Linked DNA regions of Homo sapiens: region 1 is linked to region 2. A link is a contact called in ENCODE Hi-C or POLR2A ChIA-PET data. All regions are on one chromosome and are shown on one strand. Each heading gives the region's core, a stretch centred on a gene start or an enhancer-like site at or near the end of the contact. The rest is flanking DNA. Distances are from core to core; before and after follow the strand shown. Region 1 overlaps TRIP12 (thyroid hormone receptor interactor 12). Region 2 overlaps TRIP12 (thyroid hormone receptor interactor 12).

Region 1 (2,700 bases), core at 128-2,627, 51 kb before region 2:
AGATGACTGATCAATTTTCTATGTGTTCCACTTTAAATAGTAGTATATAAGTACATAAAGCAAATATGCAACACAAAGGAGCAAAATAAAAATAAACGGGTAATCACCAACCTGAAAAAGAATGTTAAATCCACATAACACACTTTTTCCATAACCAAAATGGCCGTGAGTAAAATATACATGACCCTTAGTGTTCATGTTGTCAAAATACTCATCTGCCTCTAACATACTACCCAAAGTAATTTCATAGTGTGACAATGGCAATAACATACTAAATAAATGCATTTATGAACATTTTAGTTGGTTTTTTTAAACCTATATACAAATCTAGTGAGTAGTATGAGTAATTTATTCTGAATTAGAATCATTTGCAAAATTAAACACCTGTAGCCTGTTCTAACGACAGTAGAAATAGTTTGTAACAGCAATAAATTTTTAGAATAACAAAACTAAATAAGATGAAAAGGCTGAAAAATGTTGTGGTTTAGTTGGTCTGTGGCCCAAATAAAACTGGAAAAATCTGAAAAAAAATTGGAAAATTTCCAACACCTGACATTTCTATGGAATATACTTAATAATGTGCTCAAATGTGCTTGACAATCAGGAAAAATGAACTTTCAAAGGATGAAAAATGTAATTAAACAATTTTCATTTAAAAAAAATTAACATGAATTTTTCATTTGCAACCATGCTGTAATATGGAACCACTTAAAACTATTTAAAACCATGTAAAAATATTTTAAGAAAAAAGTTATTTTCTCTTTCTTTGGCATAATCAACTGTTAGACTCTATAATCAATTCCAACTCCTTAAATTAAAATGGCTCAGAAATACTGCATTTGAGCTGGGCATGCTAGCACATGCCTGTAGTCCCAGCTACTTCGGAGGCCAAGGTAGGGAGGGTCACTTGAGCCCGGGAGTTCGAGGTTAGCCTGAGAAACAGAGCAAGACCCCATGCTGTGTCTCTTTTTGAAAAAAAGAAAAAGAAAAAAGGGAGAAAGGAAAACATTTTTAAAGGGAAAGAAATACTGCAATTGTCTGAACTGTATCACTCTCTGTAATTTACTGAGTATCTATGATGTCTCAGGCACCATGCCTACATTACAGTAAAACCCTGCAATAACTTATGTTACTGCAGCAGCTAGTGGGTAGGAATGGGGCTGGGAAGGAAGTAAAGGAGAGAGCAAGGCTGGAAAGGAAAATGGCAGACAAAAGCAACTGCAGAATCAGGGATGTGGAAGAGTCCCCAGAACTCTCCAAGCCCAATCTCCTCAGACTGGTCAAACAACATGGGTGCCAGTTAAACTCAGCAGTTTCCTAAAATAATACCCACTGTGCCAGAAGTTCAGTCTGCCAGAAGTCTTGAAACTGCCAAAATTCATATTTAAGCTGGACTAGAAAACTGCCACCAGGTGGCACCAAATTCCCCTCATCCCCTCTCCTACCTGAGTTGGCTGCCTGCACAAGACAATGCTACCCTGCAGATTATAAGATTAAATTTTTGGACCCCACTTATTATTACTATATTTTAGCATGATCTACTTTTCAGTTTAAAAGGAGCCAGAAAGAGTACTGAAGTGAATACATACTGAATTTCAGAACTGAATTTGGTTCATCAGGTACCACTCATCTAGTAATATTAAGCTTCTAATAGCAAGGAAATAAAAACACTTTTAGAGTGTGATTTGTTTCTAACACAACAAAATGGAAACCAATGGAAGTTTTGGAAACATTCTTAGTAGCATGGTATAACAAAGATTAAAAGCTGATAAATAAATGGGAGTAGAGAATTTAAGAACTCTCATTTTCCCTTATTAAAAGCAAAGTATTTAACTCCCAGTTGCCAATTAAAGATAAATGGGGAATCAGTATTTTTTGGCCTTTATTCTAAGACTTCTAATTTTCAGTATTTTTAACTGTATTAATATCTGGATGTCTCTGAGGTCGTATGTATGCAGCAGCACAAAAAATAGTCACAAGATTATGAAATCAGAAACCAGAATTCAAATCCCACAATGTTAGAGCCTACAAGTAACATAAGTGTGTAACACCGTGCAAGTCACAAATGTCTCTGAACTTTAGTTTCCTTGTATGTCAGTGGGAATAAAACTAATCTCTTACAGTTCCTAAACACAGCCCAATACAGTAGGTTTCCAATAAATGTTTTCTTCCCATTCTCATTAACAAAATACAAAAGGAAAAATATAATATATATATGCTAATATGTTACCATTTTACTCCCTATATGATTCTTAGGTACCAAAGCAGCGCTAACAGCAAAGAAATAAAAATCACAACACAATTCTTACTTACCCTTGAGGGCTGAGATCTAAAGAATCATCCCTGCTGTGCTGCAAGCTGGGTGATCCCAAGTCAGCTGCAGCATGAGTGGCAGCTGTGGCTGTCCCACTGCTGACTGAAGTTGTGGATCCCATGGATCCCGATCCATTCGTACATGCCTTTGGTGGACTTGTCAACAAAGACTCTGATTCTGCTAAGTGTTTTACTTGATGCATTACACCTTTATAATAACAGAGATGAAAGGGAGTCAGTTTTAATCAGGAGTAGAACCTTCTCCCCACCATTACAAAATCCCTAAATACCAACACTGACATAATACACAAAAAGACTAAAACATAACTGGCAAATAGGTAAAAGAAATTAGGAGCCAGAGTTTTCAACTTGACTTCAATCAGAAAA
Region 2 (2,700 bases), core at 152-2,651:
GGTGGAGCCTTGGAGAACCTTTGTGTCAACACTCTGTATCTAGCTAATCTGGTGGGGACATGGAGAACCTTTAGTGTCTAGCTCAGGGATTGTAAATGCACCAATTAGCACCCTCTCAAAACAGACCACTCGGCTCTACCAATCAGCAGGATGTGGGTGGGGCCAGATAAGAGAATAAAAGCAGGCTGCCCGAGCCAGCAGTGGCAACCCGCTCGGGTCCCCTTCCACACTGGAAGCTTTGTTCTTTCACTCTTTGCAATAAATCTTGCTACTGCTCACTCTTTGGGTCCACACTGCTTTTATGAGCTATAACACTCACCGCGAAGATCTGCAGCTTCACTCCTGAAGCCAGCAAGACCATGAGCCCACCGGGAGGAAGGAACAACTCCAGACGTGCTGCCTTAAGAACTGTAACACTCACCGCGCAGCTTCACTCCTGAGCCAGCGAGACCATGAACCCACCAGAAGGAAGAAACTCCAAACACATCCGAACATCAGAAGGAACAAACTCCAGACGCGCCACCTTAAGAGCTGTAACACTCACCATGAGGGTCCGCGGCTTCATTCTTGAAGTCAGTGAGACCAAGAATCCACCAATTCCGGACACAAAACCATGTATCTAACTTAAATTCATCTCTCCTGCTTAACTCATTCTTATTTCCTCCCTCCGTGCTAGGGGCCCAAAGCACTAAGTCTTCCTAATCTAATCAGAATCTCTTTTCTAGAATTTGGCTTTTGCCTGGTTCTTGTCTAGGTCTGATAAAAACCACAGGCTACATGCAAAGTCACCAGGAGAATATGAAACTCAAGACAAAAGTAAGCTGTTAACTACTGCTATGTTACTAATAACGTGCACATGATGTCCACTTTAAATAATAGAGAGTAAAGTAGATCTTCAATAGAACATCTGCCTGGAAATATAACTTAAGTTTTTCTATAAACAGGTTCCATAATTACTCAGATTTTGATCACCAATTGTTTCTTATAATTCTATACCATCATCATCTACTCACTTTGAAATTATTGCAAATTTTTTTTTAAATTAGCTTTTATAAGAAGGTAGATTAGCAAAATATATTTTGAAGCCAAACTATTATAAAATTATTTAAAGTATATTAAAATATAAAAAGATTTTTGAAGCCATCTATATCATTATATTACCCTACTGGTTTTATATTTATGCTGTATAAAATTTGCAAAAATGTCTACTTACTTAGGCTAAACAAGAGACAGCTATAACTTCCTAATGTACATTAAAAATTGTTACATAACAATTTTCTTTCTGGGGTACTCAGGAGACTTTTACCAAGTAACACAGAATGACCTTTGTCTCAGAGCTGTTTTGATGAGATACAGCTGGCAAGCAGCAATGCTTCAGGAAGTCTATCACTAAAGTAGCGGTTTCACTAGATCTTCTGCCAGCCCTAGTGCCTCGCCGGGAACTTGTTCATTGGTCTATCAACAATTGACTAAGCAGCACAATAACAAGGTCTTCCTGTTTAAGCTTCCTCACTAAATGTATTATATCATTTCCTGAGTGTATTCCATGAACCACTACTGGTTCCCAAGTAATAGCTGGTCAAATTAATTTGCAAATTATTGGGTTAAGAAGTTACTGCAAGTCTTCCCACAGCTTTCAATATATTCCTGCTTATCTAGAATCTCCTTGAATAATACTTGAACATGGAGAATGGTTTTTCATAAAGCATCTTAAAAATACTGTTGTTCCTACAATTTTTAAAACATTTCCTTTACTATGAAAGCTCTCCTACTGACCAATTATGTCTTAGAATAAGTCTTTACCTAAGGAAACACATCACATTCAAATAGGTTCAATTCTTAAAAACTGGAAGAAAACAAAGGATATCCAAAATAAAATAAAAAACCTACCCAATGTGAAATTTCTCACAATGGCCTACTCTATTTTTAATATAATTTTTAGATTTTTATTCTACTAAGATTTGTATTAATCAGAAGCCCATCTCTCAACTTTCATCCACCCACTGAATCTAATTCTGGCCTCTGAATTAACGTTAAAACAAAAAACCCTGATGCATACAAAAGCCCTTTAAATACATGACCTGGCTGGGCGAGGCGGGCAGATCACCTGAGGTCAGGAGTTCGAGACCAGCCTGGCCAACATGGCAAAACCGCATCTCTACTAAAAATACAAAAATTAGCCAGGTGTGGTGGCACCTGTGAATCCCAGCTACTTGGGAGGCTGAGACACGAGAATCACTTGAATCCAGGAGGGGGAGGATGCAGTGAGCAGAGATCACACCACTGCACTCCAGACTGGGCGACAAGAATGAGACTCTGACTCCAAAAATAAATAAATAAATAAAATACATACATACATACATACATACATGACCATAACTCTCAATTCAACATTACATGGTACATTACAATATGTTGCTGCATTCTATGGCACTTCATATGTGAAAACAACTTTGAAAATCTTTCATTTATGCTTCACAAGGAGGAATCTTATTATTTTGCAAATAAGATTAGTAATAGGGTTGGTATCATAACTACAGCTGAATGATTTGCCCAACCTCGCCAAACTATGAGGAGATAATATTTTTTAAAGCAATGTACATGTATTAATATTGACATTTTTGTTTTCATTTATGTTGATGTATCCATTTATATAGGTTACATGTTTACATATAAAATTATGCAATTTTATTTGTATAT

What was found. A loop is a pair of places that touch in the nucleus more often than their neighbours do. ChIA-PET counts read pairs that join two places held with the same protein, here RNA polymerase II (POLR2A). Pooled maps may share reads with other maps.
Region 1: a loop to region 2 is called in a map of naive thymus-derived CD4-positive, alpha-beta T cell, with 4 times the contacts of the local background. The contact joins two enhancer-like sites. A Hi-C loop is called at or near these places in 7 of 168 maps with a recorded cell type or tissue (B cell, CD4-positive, alpha-beta T cell, CD8-positive, alpha-beta T cell and 2 more) and 6 of 50 pooled maps. POLR2A ChIA-PET finds 5 or more read pairs at or near these places in 6 of 52 experiments (H1, MCF 10A, PC-9 and 3 more).

The regions. Positions count from the first base shown.
Region 1 is chr2:229,799,939-229,802,638 of GRCh38, forward strand. TRIP12 (thyroid hormone receptor interactor 12) reads right to left here. Exons shown (of 42, transcript NM_001348323.3): 21 at 2,314-2,521. Among named protein-coding and RNA genes, the nearest start is that of DNER, 87 kb to the left of the region's middle. Within about 2 kb of position 1,378, at least 4 of the 41 ENCODE cell types and tissues checked have a DNase peak (open chromatin) inside an H3K27ac peak, as active enhancers do.
Region 2 is chr2:229,851,335-229,854,034 of GRCh38, forward strand. The region is part of intron 4 of TRIP12 (thyroid hormone receptor interactor 12); the gene reads right to left. Among named protein-coding and RNA genes, the nearest start is that of TRIP12, 69 kb to the right of the region's middle. RefSeq lists an enhancer at 1-180. Within about 2 kb of position 1,402, at least 7 of the 41 ENCODE cell types and tissues checked have a DNase peak (open chromatin) inside an H3K27ac peak, as active enhancers do.